2 separate regions of the Homo sapiens genome follow, and region 1 is linked to region 2. Evidence: read pairs that join two places in POLR2A ChIA-PET (ENCODE). Cell type or tissue: GM12878. All regions are shown on one strand. Links, peaks and the distances in the headings refer to the core of each region. The heading gives the core; the rest is flanking DNA. Region 1 overlaps TACR1 (tachykinin receptor 1). Region 2 has its middle 92 kb from the start of EVA1A-AS.

Region 1 (10,521 bases), core at 1,618-9,617, 380 kb after region 2:
TCAAATCGACGATGAGTATATAGTACTTGTAGTGAGAAACCTATCTATTAAAGAAGAAAGAGGTAAGAAAAGCTCAGGCACTCGGGCTCTTTGCCTGAAGGCTCTCATTCAAGCAGATGCTGGGCCAATTTCTGAGGAGGACGCTGTCAACAGGGCTTCTTGCTGGATGAGGGGGACAAATCTGGTGAGAATTCCAGTGTTTTTTGAAACCCAAGATGATATTTTTCTATGAAGTATTTCCTTGGTGCTGATTTTGTGATGAAAACAGAGGAGCACCACATGGGCTCTGCCTAGAAGGAACATTTAATCTAATCAAGCAGATGAAATAGTCGTATATAAAAAGTAACCTGGAGAACAACACAACGAAATTCTGACTTGTGCAATTTGAGCAGAGACTGCAGTAAGAATTTGCTTCCTTCCCTGTCTTGTTCATGGGTAGGTGTCAGTGTGGCCTTCCCTCTGAGGAGCTGCCCCATGGGAATTGACTCCACCAGAAGGCAGCAGCATTTGAGCATGGGGATCCTGTGACGCCAGTTCTTCCATGAATTTAAGTGCATGCGCTTGAGCATCCACCTTGATTGGTCACCCCATCACGATACAGGGCGACTCTGGGACATTCCTGCCCAGAGCCTATGTCTGGATGCAGTTGATGGAGGCTTGGTCCTGGCCTGTCTCTGCAGAAAGATGGGACATGTACTCGTGTCGCTATAACCCAGGGAAGACTGGGTGATGTGTCAGAGAGGTACAGAGGGCTTCATATCCCCTATCCTTTCAACCAAACACACAGACAGCTTCCTTCGGCCCTTGGCCCCATTTAACGACTGCTCTCTCCTCTCCCTTTCGTGGCCAAGTATATTAAGAATGGAATCTACACCTACTGCTTCCACTTCCTCACTTCCCACTCGACTCACCTGGTCCATCATCACCTTCTCTGACGATGCCACTAAAATTGAATCTGCCCTGGGTCTCTGATGTCCAAAGCAGAGAGCAAGTTCCTACCCTCATCCTCCCTCCCCTCAGAGGCAGGCTGTACCCGCCCCTGGAGTCTCTCTCCCTCCTGCCCCTCCCTCTCCCCTCCAGCCTCTCCCCTGGAATTGCCCCCAACCGCAAGATGTGGACCTCCTCTCTTCTCATGGCCATCTTGCATCCGCTTGTCTTCTTATGGTTTTTGGACACATGAGGACTCCCAAATCTAATACCAGCCCAAATCCAGATACAGACATCTAACTGCTGGCCCTCAAAGTCAACATATCCAAAAGGCAATCTACCAACTTTGCCCGACAAGCCTGTTCCTCTTCCCTGGGTCCCCACACTAGTGACAGTCACCTTCACTCCCCCATTCACCCAGGCCAGAAATTCAGGTAAATTCTGCCATCCACAGCCAAGTCCACCAGCTCTTCCCCCAAGCCACAGTGCTTCCTGAATCTCTCCCCTCATATCATCCATCCATCCTGCCACAGCCCTCACTCAGGCCAGCGCCACTTCCTGCCAGGCCCGCAGAGCACCCCAAAGGCTCACTGCCTCTGGACTTTTCCACCTCCATCCATGCTCCACTATTGCCAGAGCACAAGTATCTGACCATGTTCATTCTCTGTTTAAAACCACCTCATGGTTTTCCACCAACTTCAAAATAAATCACAACTCTCCAGTCTGTCATAAAAGGCCCTTTGTGATTTGCTTCTGTCTTCCTTTCCAGCCAAGTCTTGTGGCACTTCTTCACACAGCCATGTCCTTTTCAGTTCTAATGGCATCTTAGTACCTGCCTCATGCCAGGCTCCTCCCCCATGCCTTTGCACTTGCTCCCTCCCCTCCCTATAGTGCCCAACTCACCTGCCTACCTCCAACTTGTATATCAGGGCTTAGCCATGCAATTCCTCCTCCAGGAAGCTTCCCTGACCAGCTTGGTTGAATATCTCACCAATGCATTATGCACTAACGCACATGCACAAAACACTGGACCATGTATTTAGGCTTATTTTTAATTTTTACATTGTATCTATATTTGAAAAAGGCTCACTCGTGCCTCTCCTTAATGTCTCCACTCCCCTTGAAGAGGTAACCACTGTCAGCCACTTCCCATGGCACACTCTTTGGCACTACTCCCCTGCAGACTGTGAGCTCCGGAAGAAGAAAACAATGACTAGAACTCTCCTCAGTGTCCCCAGCCCCTAGCACCAGACCAGATATAGAACAGGTGCTGAATAAATCTTTGCTGAATTTATCGATTAACCAGTTGCAATTTTTGCCTGCCTGCAAGAGAACTTTCAAAGGTCTTTGGAATTTGGCTCTAACACCCAGATGTGAGTGAACCAATAAATACATGAGTATTGCTTTCTTTTACTATCAAGAAGCCACATGGACCTGAAATTTTTTTTCCAGGAAGTAAAAAGTCAAGCATCTAGCACCATGCTGTGAGAAGGAGAGAAAGCCTGAAGGACATTTGAGGAAGAGCAGGAGGAACGAGGCTGCTCAGCTTGTATCAAATGAGAGATGGCCTCAAAAGCCCTCAATGCAAAGGGGGCTCTGGGGAACAGCAGGTTCATGGTCACCTTGCATTTGCAGGACCATCCCAGGAGGTTTGCAGATTCAGGTTTGTTTGTGACATAGGATAAAGTGTGAAAGCTACGTGACCACAGGTTTTTTCACTGGGTTTAAGGAGGAACTGCATCAGTTGCAGCTACCAGCATCAAAAGTCTCAATGCCAGTAATTCTCAGCCCCAGCTGCACAGGAGTATCACCTGGAGAGCTTCTAGATCTCTGGTGCCCAAAGCTGCACTGCAGGCCAATTAAATCAGAAGCTCTAAAGTGGGATCTACACATTGGAATTTTTCAAGGCTCCCTAGGCAATTCCAATGTGCAACCAAGACCAAGAGCTATGTGCTTCCAACTTGAACATACACAGGAATTACTGGGTAGTCTTGTTAAAATGCATATTCTGATTTTGTCCCTCTGGGGTGGAGCCTGAGAGTCTGCATCTGTAATAGGCTTCCAAGGGTTGCTGATGTAGCTCAGCTTTAGAAGTAGTGAGCAGCCTGTCACAGGGGTATTCAAGAAGATTCTGGATGATTATGTGGTATGGATATTGCAAAGAATGGTAATGCACTGGATTGGGGTTGGGATTCTATCAATGCTCTTCGACCTTTCTGTAACAGCTGAAATTTTCTACCCACCCACCCCGAAACAATATCATCCACAGAAAGCCAATATGTAAACCCAGCAAAGCAGAACTATCTCATTAGAATAAAGATGGAGAACCCAGAGCTGTGCCCTCTTGGCTGCCTTCTTCCCCTACCTTAAGGCACCCAGAGTCTCCTCCAAGTACATTATGAAGACACCTAGTTATTATTTAATTAGCCTATCAACCTTGATTTCAAATGCTGAGGATTATTTCAGAAACTGAAACTGTTCTTGCTTTCAACAATGATCCCACTAGTGAGATATAAGGAAACCTAGATTAATGAGCACCAAGATATTGTGGCATTAAGGACAAGGGAATCTGCAGGATTTGAGGCTACATGGTCTGCATTCAGCAAGCTTATCCTGTAAAATGTGTCAAGCCTCATTCACTGCTTACAGGGATGAACAAAGGCATGAAGTTGTTGCTTGAGCCTTCCTTCTGAAAGTTCCGATAAGCTCATCAGCAGGATTTAATGATCAAAATCATGGTGCTGGGTTCTCTCAGGTCTATGACAACCCAGCACATATCTCACCAGGTGGGGGTCAGCCAGTCTCTTCTGTTGCTGTCTCTTGCTGTTGCTGTTATGTTCACTTATAGTGCATCCTTAACCCCAGATCTCTTCTCCCAAGGCAGATATTAATTCTGAGAGCTGATAAAATCCTAACTGGCAGAAATCTAGGAAATAGCAGAATGAAAGCCAAAGCAAGCATAGAGCCACACAAAATAAGATTGTGCTGGCTCATTGACCAGCTCTCTAAAATAATGATTTTAACAAATATATACATATAAATAGACATATCTCCAGTTAACTACAAGATATGATTTTAAAAAATACTTTTCTGAAAAAGACATCAAGATCAAAAAAAGTATTTAATTTTATGTTTTCTAATAATGGAATTTCATTGATTTGACCTACATTCACTTATAATTTTTGATAAGTTGGACACTGTTTGGATTGAGCATTTGTAATTTCTATGTAAATGGGGTTTATCTAAGCAATATTTAGAAGGATGTGTTTAACCTTTTATCTCATCCAAGGATCAAATCTGCCTTTTATTTTTCAGTGGGGATGTGGCACGGGGAGGGTGTAGTTGTCAAGTGCCTGGGGGAGCAAAAGACTGCGAATCTGGAAACCTAGAATGCCAGCTTAGCTGAATTTTTCTTACATAATTTATTACTAAATTTTATTGTGATAAAATATGTATAACAAAATTTGCCATTTTATAGTGTACAATTCAGTGACACCAAGTAAATTCACAATGTTGTGCAACCATCACCACCTTCCATTTCCAGAGATACTTCATTTCGACCTTTCTGTAACAGCTGAAATTTTCTACCCACCCACCCTTAAACAAAGTTATCCACATCTTTATCTCAAACAGATTCTGTACCCATTAGACAATAACTCCCATCTCCTCCCTCCAACTCCTGGTAAACCTCTCATCTACTTTCTGTCTCCACGAATTTGCCTATTCTATATAGATCATATAAATGCAATCCTGCAATGCTTTTCCTTTTGTGTCTGACTTATTCAGTTAGCAGAATGTTTGCAGGCTTCATCCATGTTGTCGCACATGTCATAACATCCTTCTTTTTTAAGGTTGAATGTTTCACTCGCGTCCATGTGAAGAGACCACCCAACAGGTTTTGTGTGAGCAACAAGGCTGTTTATTCCACCTGGGTGCAGGCGGGCTGAGTCCAAAAAGAGAGTCAGTGAAGGGAGATAGGGGTGGGGTCATTTTATAGGATTTGGGTAGGTAGTGGAAAATTACAGTCAAAGGGGGTTGTTCCCTGGTGGGCAGGGGCGGGGGACACAAGGTGCTCAGTAGGGGAGCTTTTGAGCCAGGATGAGCCAGGATGAGCCAGGAGAAGGAATTTCACAAGGTAATGTCATCAGTTAAGGCAGGAACAGACCATTTTCACTTCTTTTGTGATTCTTCAGTTACTTCAGACCATCTGGATGTATACGTGCAGGTCACAGGGGATATGATGGCTTAGCTTGGGCTCAGAGGCCTGACAGAATGATATTCCATTGCAAGTATAAGCCACATTTTGTTTGTCCATTCATCTATTGGTGGGCATTTGGGTTGTTTCCACCTTTTAGCTGTCGTGAATGATGTTGTGTGCAGATTCAAATAATGTCTGTTTGAGTCCTGGCTTTCAATTTTTGGTGTCTATACCTAAAAATAGAATTGCTGGATCCTATTTCTATGTTGTATTTAATTATCTCTATAGGAACATGGAAAAACCAATGCTCCTGACTGTAACACATTTTAGCTGAAATTAAGCCCATTTTTTTTGTTGTTTTCAAATAAATAACAATAACTTTTGCTTCTTTAAAAAGGGAGGGATTTTTTAAAGGCTGATAAATTATGTTTACGTATTTATCTTTGCATGTTCATAATGATCTGATCTGTGATTTCACAAAGGGAAAGAGCAGATTGTATTTTGTATTCAGGTATGGTGTGGCCAACAGATCAGGACATGGTTACCACTGAAAGACACTTTATTACTCACAGTTCCCAAGCTGAAGGGCCATGGCCCCACACCAAGCCAAGCCACACAGGAAAGCCTTTATTGGGGTTTTCTCAGGAAGGAGCAGGCAAGGCCGGGTAAACAGGTTTAAGATTGGCTGGTTTGAATAACTTCGGCAGGCTCCGGGGTGTAGGAGCTGCCCCTAGTTGTCTGATGCCTGCCGTTGGGTGATTAGGGCGGGAAAATAGTGTCCTACCCTGTAAGAGCCCAAGAAAGCAAGCAAGTGGAAGTATGGGCTTTGTTTCGGTTAGTTTGCATATGAAAGGCATCCAAGTGGAAAGTTGTTTGTTTTCCAAAGGAATTAGCTCTGCCTGAAACAGTCCCTCCCTGAGCTGCAGGGACCCAGATGCCAAAGTATCAGATACAGAACCAGAAAACACAGTTAATACACACTTGAATAAAGTCATTAAATCACGGACAACAATGGAGTCCCAATAGACTTGCATACCTAAGGTCTGAAACAGTTCTCAGTGCTAGATGTCTATTACAGTAACTTGGGGGAAGTTTCTAAAATGTAATTTCCTGCTCCCAACCTCAAGTCAATTGAATGAATACCTTTGGGCACTGATCATTTTAAAAGTTTCCCTGGTGATTCTCTTTTACATTTGCGGTTGAGAACCGTTGGCCTAAGACAATGTTTCTCAAAGTCTGAACCACAAACAGCAACATCGGCATCTCTTGAGAACTTGTTAGAAATGCAAATTCTCAGGCCCACCCCAGCCCTGCTGAGTCTGAAACTCTGGGTGGGACCCAGCCCTGTGGGGTTGTCGAAGCCCTCCAGGTGATACTGAAGCCCACTCGAGTTTGAGGGCCACTGGTCCAGGGTAAGGAGTATCGGCGAGTTGACCATAGTGTCCCTCCCATCACACTCAGACCCAATCTTGCTCAGTGCCCTGTAGCAATGTCTCGGCAAAGCTCAGCTAACATGTTTTGGTCACAAACTATTAGTCTGCATGAGGCAGGGCTGTTCTTTCAGGTAGGAGAAGTCAGTGCAATTTGGAGGTTTTCAAGTTCTCCCTGCCCCTGTAGTCTCCAAACATTTTGCTTACAAGCAATGCCATTACAGCAACCAGGAGGGACTGAGATCAGCTAGGAAACACAATATGCTGTCCCTGCCATAGTGGTTGGAGAGCCCTGAGGCTCCCAAAGGAGGCGACAATTCAGAGGGCTTTGAAAGCCAGGTGAGACTGGAGCAGCCTGTCTGCACAGAACACATGCACTCACACCCTGCTTGGTGCAATCTGTGATTTGTCACTTAAGCAGTCTTTGAGTATCTTCAAATGCAAATTTGATATGCAGAGGGACTGAATAAGTAGCAAAAACTGTGGGGCTTTACAAAGAAGTGATTAAAAGCAAACAGTATCTACAAAGGAGAAATTGAGTGAATAAGTGGGTTTTCCTCATTGGAAGAAAATCATTGCATAAAATAATCATGAATGGTAAACAGAGGGGAAGAAAAAAATCATTGGGTGGCTTTTCTCCATTGACAAAAGGCTGGTTTTCTGACATCACAGACCTGGATTCTAATCTCAGCTCCTCCCTTTACCAGCTGTGAATTTGGGAAAATTAATTAAATTCTAAATGTGGTTTCCTCGTCTACAAAATGGGATTCATAGTACCTACCCAATCATTTGCTTAAGGATTAAATAAGATAATGCTAGTAAAATGCTTGGCTTTGTGCTTTTCATCAACACTCAAATTTAACTACCATTTCTGCTATTAATACTATCATTAGCATTATTATTAGCACAGTGACCTAGAGTAAGTGCCCCCAAACATTAGCTGTTCTTCCTAGTATTATTATTATTATTATTAGGAATTCTGAGTATCTCCATTATACTCACATCTAAGAAAAGGGCTGTAACTAACCAGACAAACCAAGGACCCCCAAACCCCCAAGAAAAATATATTTTCCCAAAATTCAAAAACCTTATTTAAGTCTGAAAAGGAGCCTTCCCTTTAACAGAAAAGGATAAATTGTGCTGCTGTAACAAACCTCAATATCTCAGTGGCTTAACACCACAAAGGTTTATTTCTTGCTCATGTCCCAGTCAAACGTGAGTCAGTTGGCACCTGTCCTCCAATGGGTAATTCAGGGACCCAGGCAGCTTCTATCTGAAGATATATTCTTAAAGCCCAGTCTTAGAAATGGCTTATGCTATGTGGCTTTCACCCACCCACTAATTCTAGTTCTAGGATTACTCTTATCTCTCTCATTCAGGCTAATTATTCTGATACCGATAAATTCACTTATCACATAGCATAAACTGGGCCTTATCAACCATCATGGTAGTTCTCAACTGAACGTACTAGTTGGTCTACAACCCTGCACTAAGTTGAGCATAAGTGTAGTCTGGCGGGTATGAATTGAGTGGTATAATTACTTCCTTCATTCAGAGACTATACTTCTATTAATGTAGCCTGAGTTTGCATTCTTGTTTTGGGGGGTGGTGTGGGGCAAGTGATATTGAACTGATCATCAACTGAAATCGCTATGGGTATACAACAGATTCAGTGCCCTGTCATCAATGTTTTCTTTTTTTTTAATCTGAACAGGAGTATTCATTATGGAAAAAGTCCACAAGAAAAACATAAATTGTTTTCTGTAGTGTATTCATTAGTATTACCTATCCACCCTATGCAGGTGACAAGTCTCCCTGGAGTGGGCTTTACAGCCCAAGCTTATTAATGGCATATGCTGAGAAAGGTAGCTGCCAAACCTTGACTGCAATAACAATAACAAAAATTAAAAACCTAAAATAATAAGTATATCATACTGACCTTTCCTGTTTACCTTGCTGTAGGTACCACATCTGTGTGACTGTGCTGATCTACTTCCTCCCCCTGCTGGTGATTGGCTATGCATACACCGTAGTGGGAATCACACTATGGGCCAGTGAGATCCCCGGGGACTCCTCTGACCGCTACCACGAGCAAGTCTCTGCCAAGCGCAAGGTGAGCAGGGGACAGGCAGAACTAACCCACCCTGGCACAGACAACAGGCTGTCGAGAAGGGATGGCACACTTGTGAGCCCCAGAGGCAGCTAGCACAAAATATCCCCAGGTATGGGGAGCAACAGAGAGGAGGAGAGGAATCTTTCTTCAGTGTCTTTGGAACCCAGATCTGGCTGGACAGGCATGAGCCACTTCGCTTGCTCTTAAAGAGTAATTGCAACCTCTTGATCCATTAAAACACACACACACACACGCACACTTAAATAAAAGATCAGTGAAGAGTGATTTGGTCCTCTTCTTAAAGTTTGACAAGATAATACATTCACGTGGTTCAAACATCAAAAGGCATTCAAAGGAACAAAATTATAGTGATGAAGAACGGATCAGGGGTTTCCAGGAGTCAGTGTTTGAGGGGGCTTGGGAGGAGTGGCCTACAAAGCGAGAGCGTGAGTGAGTTTCTTTGCAGTGATGGAGCAGCTCTGTATCCTGACTGTGGTGGTGTTTTCATCTATACCTGTGATGAAATTTCATAAATCTATACACCAAAAAAAACAGTGCATGTAAAAACTGGCAAAAACCCAAATATAGTCAGTAGTTTGATGAATGGTCAGTGTCCTGGTTTTGATAATGTGGTATGGTTATGTAAGATGATATCATTGGAGGAGGCTAGGTGAAGACTACCTGGAACTGCTTTGCACCACCTTTGCAACTTCTCGAGGGCCTTCAATTAGTTCAAAACGAAACATTTAAAAAAATTTAATTCTTATCATGGAAAGCCTCTCTCCCTTCTAGATCTGTCATCTACCCAGGTCCCAAGCTTGCACACACACACGCACACACACACACAGATATGCATACAATGGTAACCATTGTTATCTGTTTCTTAACCCTTCTAGCTATTGGCACTTATAAATAAGTAAATATATATTATTTTCTCTTCTTTTTTACACAAATAGTAAATACACACTGTTCTCACTTATTTCACTTAAAATTGACAAGATTTTTGAAAATCAGTATATAAAGAGCTTTCTCATTCCTTTTTTTTTTCTTTGGTACTTCTTTGCTTAGTATTCTCTGTTGGTACTTCTCTGCATAGCATTGTATGAATGCTGTAGAGTTCTTTGCTAAAGATGCCTTGGGAAGGGGTTACATCGCATGGTGTCTTAGTCCATTTGGGCTGATGTAACAAAATGCCTTTGACTGGGAGCTTATAAAAAATAGAAATTGATTTCTCACAGCTCTAGTGGCTGAAAGGCCCAAGATCAAAGCACAGACGGATTTGGTGTTTCAGGAGGGCCTGCTTCCTGGTTCATGGATGGCACTTTCTAAGTCCTCAGATGGTGGAAGGGGCAAGGGGTCTTTCTCAGGCCTATTTTATAAGGGCACTAATTTAATTGATGAGGGCTGTGACCTGAAGACCTAATTAGTTCCCAAAGGCCACCTCCTAATACCATCACCTTAGGGGTTAGGATTTCAACATATAAATTTGAAGTGACACAAACATTCAGATCATAGTATCCAGTATTCACAAAACCTTTTAAATCGCTTTTAAACATCTGGCACTCTCTGACTGCAGCTAGTCAAATCTTTTCCCTTCTCCTTCCCTCCCCTTCAGTCTCAAAACCAAGCAGCTTGCCCTAGCTCACTGCATCTCCCCTTGTCCCACCCCTTCTGCTGTGCCCGCCCACCCAGCCTGCTGTTCCAGGCCTTTTCCTCCTGAACACCCTTTCACCTTTGCTCATTAATTTGTCTCCCTGTGTTCCTCCAGTCATGAAGAATAATGTAACACAGTAGTCCCCAAATGTGAGTATGCATCAGAATCATCTGAAGGGTTTGTCACACTCAGAATTTGG
Region 2 (10,521 bases), core at 1,495-9,494:
GTAAAAAAATTTTAGGTTGGGAGACTTTAATTCAGTTTAACAAATATTTTCAGAATCTGCATAATGCACCTAGAAATATATTCCAGGGTTGTATTTTCACTGTAGTCTACTAAAATTTCCTTTTAAATTTTTTAAAAAAATTTTTTACTGTTAAGGATGAGTTCATGTCCTTTGTAGGGACATGGATGAAGCTGGAAACCATCACTCTCAGCAAACTATCACAAGGACAGAAAATCAAAACACCGCATGTTCTCACTCATTGGTGGAAATTGAACAATGAGAACACTTGGACACAGGATGGGGAACATCACACACCGGGGCCTTTTGTGGGGTGGGGGGATGGGGGAGGGATAGCATTAGGAGATATACCTAATGTAAATGACGAGTTAATGGGTGCAGCACACCAACATGGCACATGTATACATATGTAACAAACCTGCACGTTGTGCACATGTACCCTAGAACTTATAATAGTAAAAATAAAAATGAAAATAAATTTTTACTGTTTAATTTTACTTTAAGTTCCAGGATACATTCACAGAACATGCAGGTGTGTTTCAGAGGTATACATGTGCCATGGTGGCTTACTGCATCTAGCAACCCATCATCTGGGTTTTAAGCCCCACATGCATTAGGTATTTGTCCTGATGCTCTCCCTTCCCCACCTGCCCACCTCCTGACAAGCCCTAGTGTGTGTTTTTCCCCTCCCTGTGTCCATGTGTTCTCCTTGTTCGGCTTCCACTTATGAGTCAGAACATGTGGTGTTTGGTTTTCTGTTCCTCTGTTAATTTGCTGAGGATGGTAGCTTCCAGCTTCATCCATGTCCCTGCAAAAGACATGATCTGATTCCTTTTTATGGCTGCATAGTATTCCATGGTGTATATGTACCACACTTTCTTTATCCAGTCTATCATTGATGAGCATTTGGATTGGTTTCATGTCTTTGCTATGGTAAGTAGTGCTGCAATAAACATACATGTGCATGTGTTCTTATAGCCAAATGATTTCTATTCCTTTGGGTATATACTTAGTAATGGGATTGCTGGGTCAAATGGTATTTCTGGTTCTAGATCCTTGAGGAATTGCCACACTGTCTTCAACAATGGTTGACCTAATTTACATTCCCACGAACCATGTAAAAGCATTCCTATTTCTTCACAGTCTCACCAGCATCTACTGTTTCTTGACTTTTATTTATTATTGATAGTAATAGCCGTTCTGACTGGTGTAAGATTGTGTCTCAGTATGGTTTTGATTTGTATTTCCCAAATGATCAGTGATGTTGAGCTTTTTTTCATGTTTGTCGGCTGCATAAATGTCTTCTTTTGAGAAGTATCTGTTCATATCCTTTGCCTGCTTTTTGATGGGGTTTTTTGTTTTTTTCTTGCAAATTTGTTTAAGTCCCTTGTAGATTCTGGATATTAGACCTTTGTCAGATGGGTAGATCACAAACATTTTCTACCATTCTATAGGTTGCCTGTTCACTCTGATGATAGTTTCTTTTGCTGTGCAGAAGCTCTTTAGCTTAATTAGATCCCATTTGTCAGTTTTAGCTTTTGTTGAAATTGCTTTTGGCATTTTCATCATGAAATCTTTGCCTGTGCCCATGTCCTGAATGGTATTGCCTAGGTTTTCTCCTAGGGTTTTTACGGTTTTGCATTTTACATTTAAGTCTTTTATCTATCTTGAGTTTTTTTTTTTATTATATTTTAAGTTCTGGGATACATGTGCAGAACATGCAGGTTTGTTCCCTAGGTATACACGTGCCATGGTGGTTTGCTGCATCTAGCAACCCGTCATCTAGGTTTTAAGCCCCGCTTGCATTAGGTATTTGTCCCAATGCTCTCCCTCCCCATGCCCCCAATCCCTGACAGGCCCTAGTGTGTGATGTTCCCCTCCCTGTGCCCATGTGTTTTCATTCTTCAACTCCCACTTATGAGTGAGAACATGTGGTATTTGGTTTTCTGTTCCTGTGTTAGTTTGCTGAGAATGATGGTTTCCAGCTTCATCCATGTCCCTGCAAAGAACACGAATTCATTCTATTTTATGGCTGCATATTATTCCATGGTGTATATGTGACACCTTTTCTTTATCCAGTCTATCATAGATGGGCATTTGGGTTGGTTCCAAGTCTTTGCTATTGTGAATAGTGCTGCAATAATCATATGTGTGCATGTGTCTCTATAGTAGAATAATTTATATTCCTTTGGGTATATACGCAGTAATGGGATTGCTGGGTCAAATGGTATTTCTGGTTCTAGATCCTTGAGGAATTGCCACACTGTCTTCCACAACTCCCACCAACAGTGTAAAAGCATTCCTATTTCTCCATATCATCTCCAGCATCTGTTGTTTTCTGACTTTTTAATGATCGCCACTGTAACTGGCGTGAGATGGTATCTCATTTGGTTTTGATTTGCATTTCTCTAATGACCAGCGATGATAGATTTTTTCATGTTTGTTGGTCATGTAAATGTCTTCTTTTGAGAAGTGTCTGTTCATGTCCTTTGCCCACTTTTTGATGGGGTTCTTTGTTTTTCTTTCTTGTAAATTTGTTTAAGTTCCTTGTAGATTCTGTATATTAGACCTTTGTCAGATGGACAGATTGCGAAAATTTTCTCCAATCTGGAGGTTGCCTGTTCACTCTGATGATAGTTTCTTTTACTGTGCAGAAGCTCTTTAGTTTAATTAGATCCCATTTGTCAATTTTGGCTTTTGTTGCCATTGCTTTTTGTGTTTTAGTCATGAAGTCTTTGCCCATGTCTATGTCCTGAATGGTATCGCCTAGGTTTTCTTCTAGAGTTTTTATGATTTTAGGTCTTATGTTTAAGTCATTAATCCATCTTGAGTTATTGTTTGTATAAGGTGTAAGGAAAGGGTTCAGTTTCAGTTTTCTGCATATGGCTAGCCAGTTTTCCCAGCACCATTTATTAAATAGGGATTCCTTTCCTCATTACTTGTTTTTGTCAGGTTTGTCGAAAATCAGATGGTTGTAGATGTGTGATGTTATTTCTGTGGCCTCTGTTCTGTTCCGTTGGTCTATATATACATCTGTTTTGGTACCAGAACCAGGTTGTTTTGGTTAATGTAGCCTTGTAGTATAGTTGGAAGTCAGGTAGTGTGACGCTTCCAGCTTTGTTCTTTTTGCTTGGGATTGTCTTGGCTGTATGCGCTCTCTTTTGGTTCCATATGAAATTTAAAGTAGTTTTTTTCTAGTTCTCTGAAGAAAGTCAATAGTAGCTTGATGGGAATAGCATTGAATCTATAAATTACTTTGGGCAGTATGGCCGTTTTCACAATATTGATTCTTCCTATCCATGAGCATGAGATGTTTTTTCATTTGTTTGTGTCCTCTCTTATTTCCTTGAGAAGTGGTTTGTAGTTCTCCTTGAAGAGGTCCTTCGCATCCCTTATAAGTTGGATTCCTAGGCATTTTATTTTCTTTGTAGCATTGTGAATGGGAGTTCACTCATCATTTGGCTCTCTGTTTGTCTATTATTGATGTATAAGAATGCTTGTGATTTTTGCACATTGATTTTTTATCCTGAGACTGCTGAATTTGCTTCTCAGCTTAAGGTGTTTTGGGGCTGAGACAATGGGGTTTTCTAAATATACAATCATGTCATCTGCAAACAGAAACAGTTTGACTTTCTCTCTTCCTATTTAAATATACTTTATTTCTTTCTCTTGCCTGATTGCCCTGGCCAGAACTTCCAACACTATGTTGAATAGGAGTGGTGAGAGAGGGCATCCTTCTCTTGTGCCAGTTTTCAAAGGGAACGCTTCCAGCTTTTGCCCATTCAATATAATATTGGCTATGGGTTTGTCATAAATAGCTCTTATTATTTTTAGATATGTTCCCTCAATACCCAGTTTTTTTAACTGTTTTTAGCATGAAGGGGCATTGAATTTTATCGAAGGCCTTTTCTGCATCTATTGGGGTCTCACCCAGTTGGGTGGCACGGGGAGCAGGACCCATTTAACAAAGCACTTTGGCTGTCCCTTGGTGGAGGGGGTGTGCCATGCTGGGGGGAAACTCACTCGTCTGAGTTGCCCGGATTACTCAGAACTAGCAGGAGGAAAGACTAAGTCTGCTGGTCTGCAGAGAATATAGCCACTCCTCCTCCTAGGAGCTCAGGCCCAGGGACATCAGAGTTCTGTCCCTGAGCCCCTGAATGGAGTTGTTGGAGTTCCTCCAGGGAGGCACCCCAGTGAGGAGGGATGGGTCAGGGTCAGGCCTGAAGATGCACTCTGGCTGCAGTCTGCCACAGCCTGTGTGTTGCCCTGTGAGGAATAACCTCTTAAGACCAAGCCTTCCAGCCTCCCTGGCTCCAGCCAGGGAAAAGTGCAGCCTGGAGCTATAGAGATGGCTGCCACCCTTCCTCTACCCCAAGAGCTTAGTGTATTAGACAGCTAGCAGTCCCATTGTTGGCTGCTGCCCTTCCTCCAAGTCTCTTGGAAGGCTTAGACAGTAGGCGGCTGCCCCTCCCCACCAGGAACTCAGCCTGTTTAAGCAGTTTCTAGCTGAGTGGCTGTTGAGAATCTGCTCAGCTTTGTGGTTTTCTAGGCCCCAGTGGTGTGAGCTCACTAGTGAGATTTTCTAATCTGTGGATTACACAGTTCCATGGGAAAAGCACAGTTTCCCAGGCTGGATAGCACTCTTACTCACCACCTTCCTTGGCTGGGGGGTGGAAGCTCCCCTGTCCTGTGTGGCTCTCAGGTGGGCCACTGCACCATTCTGCTCTTCCTTTCTTTCTGTGGGTCACGCCAGCTGCCTAGGGTCAGTCCTGATGACAGAACCTGCATACCTTGGTTGCCGGTGCTGGATTTGCATGCTGTTTTGGTTCTTTTCAGTGGGAGCGTCTGATCACTGCTGCTTCTAGTTGGCCATCTTGACTGCAGTCATTCTTTCTATCTTAGAGCTTCTGATAGATGTGTAGTAGTATCTCACTATGGCTTTAATTTGCATTTTCCTAATGGCTAAAAACATAGAACATCTTTTCATGTGCTTATTTATCTTCTGTATTTGTTTTTTGACGAAATGCCTTTTCATGCCTCCTGCCCATTTTCTACTTGGATTGTTAGCTTTTTTGTTATTGAATTTGGAGAATTTAAAATATATATATATTCTTGACATTAGTCCTTTGTTGGGCATATGGTTTTAAAATATTTTATTCTCCTCTATGGTTTGCATTCTTATCCACTGTTACAGTTTTTTCTGATTCATTCTAATTCCTAGCCTCTTTCCTTCAATGCTGTCTTCAGAGGTATTTTAGTACCAGGAACTCCTAACATGAAAATCCTTGTAGGATTCCAGTAGAGACTGGAAAATTGTTTATAAAACTGGTAAAATTTACATAAATATCTGGATCTTAGCTTCTCCAAAAGAATCAGGTAATCAGGCAACACTGGTTTGCATTTATTTTGATAACACTCAGAACTCACTTTAGATAGTACTCTCTGAGTTTTCACTTTCTTCACTTTTTCCTGTTGGCTAATAACCAGACTGCTTTATTTACTTCTGTTAGAGTTTGTATATGGTTGGTTTGTCCCACCAAATCTTACATTGAAGTTTGATCCCAGTGTTGGAGGTGGAAACTACTGGGAGGTATTTGTGTCACTGGGGGTGGATCCCTCATGAATAGATTAATCCTTTCTCTGGGGAGGGGTTGAGATGAATGAGTTCTCATACTATTAGTTCCCATGAGAGCTGGTTATTAAAAAAGAACCTAGAGTTTCCTTCTCTCACTTCCTCTCTTACCAGGTGATCTCTGTACACATTGGCTCCCCTTTGCCTTCTGCCATGAGTGAAAGCAGCCCGAGGCTTTTGCCAGATGCAAATGCCCAATCCTGAACTTTTCAGCACTCCAGAATTGTGAGCCAAATAAATCTTTTTTCTTTATAAATTGCCCAGCCTCAAGTATTCTTTTATAGCAGGACAAAATGGACTAAGATGCTTCTTTACCTGCCTAGCCCTGGTAGGCATTAAGATTTTAACCCCTGGCTGACACAGTACAGTTTAAATTCTCTTGCATGATATGGTAGGCTGAATTATGTTCCCCAAAAACACCTAAGTCCTTGTAAAACAAAAATAAAATTCTAACCCCCCCACCCCCACCCCAACCATCTGAATGGACTTCCTCCTCAGCCAGGACACTCTTAAAATTTAACCTGAAAGATTGGTTCAGGCCATTGCAGGAAGTGGGGCTCAGACATGCCTCATTACGCCTCTCTGGCATTAACATCAACACAGACCTTAAGTCTGATAAGAAGTATTTACAATCTATTCTCTCTGAAGCCTGCTACCTGAAGACTTTCTCTGCACACTAAGAACTTTAGTCTCCACAATCCTTTATCTTAACCCAGACATTATCTATTTTCTTTCTATTGATCCCAGGTCTTTATATAAACTCAACCATTTGGCAACCAGAAAATTTAAAAATCACCTATAATCTGGAAGCTCCCCCCAGCCCCCCACTTCAAATTGTCCTGCCTTTCTGAACTGGACTCATGTATTTCTTAAATGTATTTGATTGAAGTCTCATGTCTCCCTAACATGTATAAAACCAAGCTGCACCCCAACTTACACAGCGTCCATGTGAAGAGACCACCACAGGCTTTGTGTGAGCAACAAGGCTGTTTATTCCAGCTGGGTGCAGGCGGGCTGAGTCCAAAAAGAGAGTCAGAGAAGGGAGATAGGGGTGGGGCCGTTTTATAGGATTTGGGTAGGTAGTGGGAAAATTACAGTCAAAGGGGGTTGTTCTCTGGCTGGCAGGGGCAGGGGACATAAGATGCTCAGTGGGGGAGCTTTTGAGCCAGGATGAGCCAGGAGAAGGAATTTCACAAGGTAATGTCATCAGTTAAGGCAGGAACAGGCCATTTTCACTTCTTTTGTGATTCTTCAGTTACTTCAGGCCATTTGGATGTATACGTGCAGGTCACAGGGGATATGATGGCTTAGCTTGGGCTCAGAGGCCTGACACAACCCCCTTGGGCACGTGTTCTCAGGACTTCCTGAGGGCTGTGTGACAGGCTGTGGTCACTCGTATTTGGCACAGAATAAATCTCTTCAAATATCTTACAGAATTTGCCTCTTTTTATTGACATCCTGATTCCTAGAACCTGCAAATACGTTACCTTATGTAGCAAAAGGGACTTTGTTGAGGTTGATTAAGTTAAGGATCTTGAGAGGGGGAATTATCCTGGATTATCTGGATAGGCTTGATGTAATCACAAGGGTTCTTACAAAACAAGAGCAGAAGGGACAGGGTCAGAGACGAGATGTGGACAGAAGCAGAAGCTGAAATTATGCACTTTGTAGACAAAGGTAGAGGCTGCAATTCAAGGGATGCAAATGGCCTCTAGAAACTGGAAAAGGCAAGAGAACAGATCTCCCATTGAATGTCCAGAAGCAGTGCAGCTCTTCTGATACCTTGGTTTTAGCCTGTAAGATCTATTTTGGATTTCTGACCTTCAGAATTGTAAGCTAATACATCTGTGCTGTTTAAGCCACTAAGTGTATGGTAATTTGCTACAACAGCAACAGGAAACTAGCACTCACAGTGTTTAAGTTTATTTACTACCTGACTTCAACAAATCCCTGAATGCTGGTTTCTTTCCCCTTTGCTCCATTCTCTGTATACCCTATAGTCTCCACATGAAATTACTCATCATTCCCCAGGACACCATGTTTTTCACATCTCCATGTTTTTGAGTCATGCTTTTTGCCTAAAATTCTATCTCTTTCCATAAAACTTCTAGAAAAGAAAGGGGGAAGCCTACTTTAATATTATAACTACCAAAGATATTTTTACCACTTACAGTGCAGACAAGCTGAAGTTGATGAAAGATGCCACAGATCATTCCACAAGTTTCCCACCTGAGAGAGTACACCCTATTATAAGAGTCCCATTAAGATACCCTAATTTGGAAGAATTCAAACTGGAAAAGAAGGCAGTTCTCTGTGGATCAGGTGGGGAGTTCTTGGCTTGATGTCCTTTTAGCATTGTAGAATAACACTGGGAAGCCAATGTGATGGGAGGTGCAAAGGCAGGTATGGGCATGGCAAATGGAAAGGTGACAAATGGTGGGACCTCCTAAAGATGCAGCTTCTTTGTGCCTTTCTGTGGATCCCAGTTTTAGTATTTAGCATGTCATGCATTTGTAGTTAAAATCTAAAGCTAACTTAAGAAAAGAGTTGAGACTGTAGTCAGCCAGGTTCAGCTTTGCTTGCAGCACTGGTGGTCCCAGGAAACAGAGCAGCTGTCTCCCAGTGGAACAGAAAGAACTGCTCTAGCTGACAGCAGTTGCATTTGCACCGACTCAACCAAGGCAGTGAGCAGTTCCCACCACATGCCTATGGAGACGTGCTGCTCCCAGGCTGCTGGGCACCACTCAGTCTGATTCCTGGCTGGGCTCACTGCCACGTCTGCTGAACCACTTTGTTTTCCAAGATCTACAATGCCACCAGTATGACCAATTAATATTGCCAAGGCACCTGCCACAGTTGGCCATGGCTTCTGGGAATGGTAGTGACAACAGATACACAGGCAGGACACAAACCAAGCTTTGTGGGTAGTTCCCAGCATTTTACCAAAACTGCCTCTTTTGCTGCAGGGAGATATTTTCCCTTTCAGATATGGAACTTTCCATTCGAGACGCCCATACTCTACCCCAGCCAGCCTCCTCTTCCACAGGGAGATGCATCATCTTCTCATAATTCCTCTTTATGCAGCCCTTAAGTATGGCCTACACAGCACATGCTTAAGCACAGCAGAGCTTTCCTCTTAAGCCTGAGGTCTTTCACGGCACCTCTTCCTCTGGCACTGCACTAGCAGGGCAGTGAGATTTCAGAATCCTGACATTCTGCTGCCACTGCTCATCTGCTTGATTTGCATGCAAGGCAGAACCCTCTCTAAAAGTGACAACTAGAAAGTATTTTAAGATGCCGGCTCCTAGCATTATTAATCCACCTAATATGTCTCTGAGGGACTAGGGGGCAATCTTGTAACTCCATGCTGGTTTTTCAACAGTGTTAGCATGGGCTTTTATCAGAGACTTTAGAATTTTCAATTGCTTCTATGTAGCTACTTCCAGGATTTCTTCACCATAATTAGTTCTTGTCACATGTTTAACCTGTTGTTTTCAGAAACTGATGAAACCTAATGAATTCTTTTAGAACTATATTGTTTAGGGAAAGGTAGACGTGTGGGATGAAGAGAAACAAAGCCTTATAGATGCTCAAAAATCAGCCCCAGCTCTAAAGAGATAATGCAGCTTGGATTTTCTGATACTCTCCTTGAACTTTCCAATCAGGAAATAGGCACTGGGAGAGGGAAACCACATTTTCCTCTCTTTTTCAAAAAAAATGTTGCCCAACAGGTTTGTGCTATTTCTGATAACAAAGCCCGTGTGGGCTGTGTCATCCAATTATATCCCCGTAAGATCTTTGTGATAGATTGATTTTCACTCCCAGTTGATGAAATTGTTGTCTTTTTTTCCCCTTATGTCTTCACAGGCTTTTTAGTGGAAAGTTGAAAAATGCTGCATTTGGGCCCACTAGCTGGATTGCTTGCTAAATCAGACTTCTAGATGTAACTTTCAAAAGTCTGTTTTGTTCTTTTTTTTTTTTTGTCTATTCAGAGAAGCCCATTTTATGGATTGTAGAACAGGGCCAAGTGGAGGTGGTTATTATGGAGAATGAGGAGCTGCATTCAGTCTTTAAGAAAACCTTGATTTGAATGGAAAGCTCAGAAACCCTAAGCTTTTACATTTCCATACTTGCTGGAGTCGTGGTGCCAATTTTTATTTCCTTTGAATGAGAGACAGGTAATTTGTAGTTTATTGTGCCTTTACAATGCAATGCCTGATGCTTTGTTAACTAACAAAACAACAAATTTCATCATGTGTCAGTTAATGATATCTTCTCTCCCAGTGTATGGCTTTCTTGAATACTCAGAAATTGTCTTAAAATTTGAGGAGTTTTCTTTTGAAATATAGCTGTCACTCTAATTCCCTATCCCCCTTTCAGTCTTCATCTTTGGAAGAAAAATTTGCACTTGTCGCCACATTCTCGCCTGCTCCCCGCCCCCCGGGCCCCCAACAATTTCCCCAACCTCTCCCCAGTCACTCCTTTGCTTACTGGATTCTGGGCCACCATCAGTCCATGGCAAATCATCGTGAAGGCCACCACTGAATTGCTAACAGCCAAATTCAACCTCCAAACTTTTTTTTACCTGATTTCACCTCCTGCTTCATTTTTTTAAATAGGAAAAATGAATGTGAACAAGTTTGAATTTTCTCACATCACGCATTCTTACTCCCTTCCCTGTTGAGTGAGCCTATCTGTTGTTCAAACTCCATTCTTGAGACCCTTTCATTTCCTCTGGACTCTTACTCCATCAATAGCTTCTCTAGTATATTCCGATTTCCTCTTTCTACTGGCCACTTCCAAATTAGCCTATGAATGTGTTTGAGTATGTCTCATCTAATACACACAAACACACACACACACACACACAC

The links. ChIA-PET counts read pairs that join two places held together with the same protein. Peaks named below come from ENCODE experiments on the same cell type or tissue, not always from the same donor. Only the 100,000 strongest peaks of a DNase experiment are listed, where the experiment ranks them.
Region 1: POLR2A ChIA-PET joins it to region 2 with 16 read pairs; 2 of 35 experiments call an interaction of 5 or more read pairs at or near these places.

The regions. Positions count from the first base shown.
Region 1 is chr2:75,051,752-75,062,272 of GRCh38, reverse strand. TACR1 (tachykinin receptor 1) reads left to right here. Exons shown (of 5, transcript NM_001058.4): 3 at 8,518-8,668. Among named protein-coding and RNA genes, the nearest start is that of MIR5000, 34 kb to the left of the region's middle. RefSeq lists a silencer at 8,486-8,565. In GM12878, for the core only: a CTCF peak has its summit at 8,560 (motif pointing left); DNase peaks (open chromatin) are centred at 5,712, 6,282 and 8,552; H3K4me3 peaks cover 366 bases; H3K27ac peaks cover 2,821 bases.
Region 2 is chr2:75,427,157-75,437,677 of GRCh38, reverse strand. No RefSeq gene overlaps it. Among named protein-coding and RNA genes, the nearest start is that of EVA1A-AS, 92 kb to the left of the region's middle. RefSeq lists enhancers at 4,112-4,271, 4,302-4,381, 4,582-4,851, 4,862-4,941 and a silencer at 4,422-4,511. In GM12878, for the core only: no CTCF peak of the experiment used is centred there; DNase peaks (open chromatin) are centred at 4,677, 5,667, 6,140, 8,887 and 1 weaker place; H3K4me3 peaks cover 2,853 bases; H3K27ac peaks cover 5,959 bases.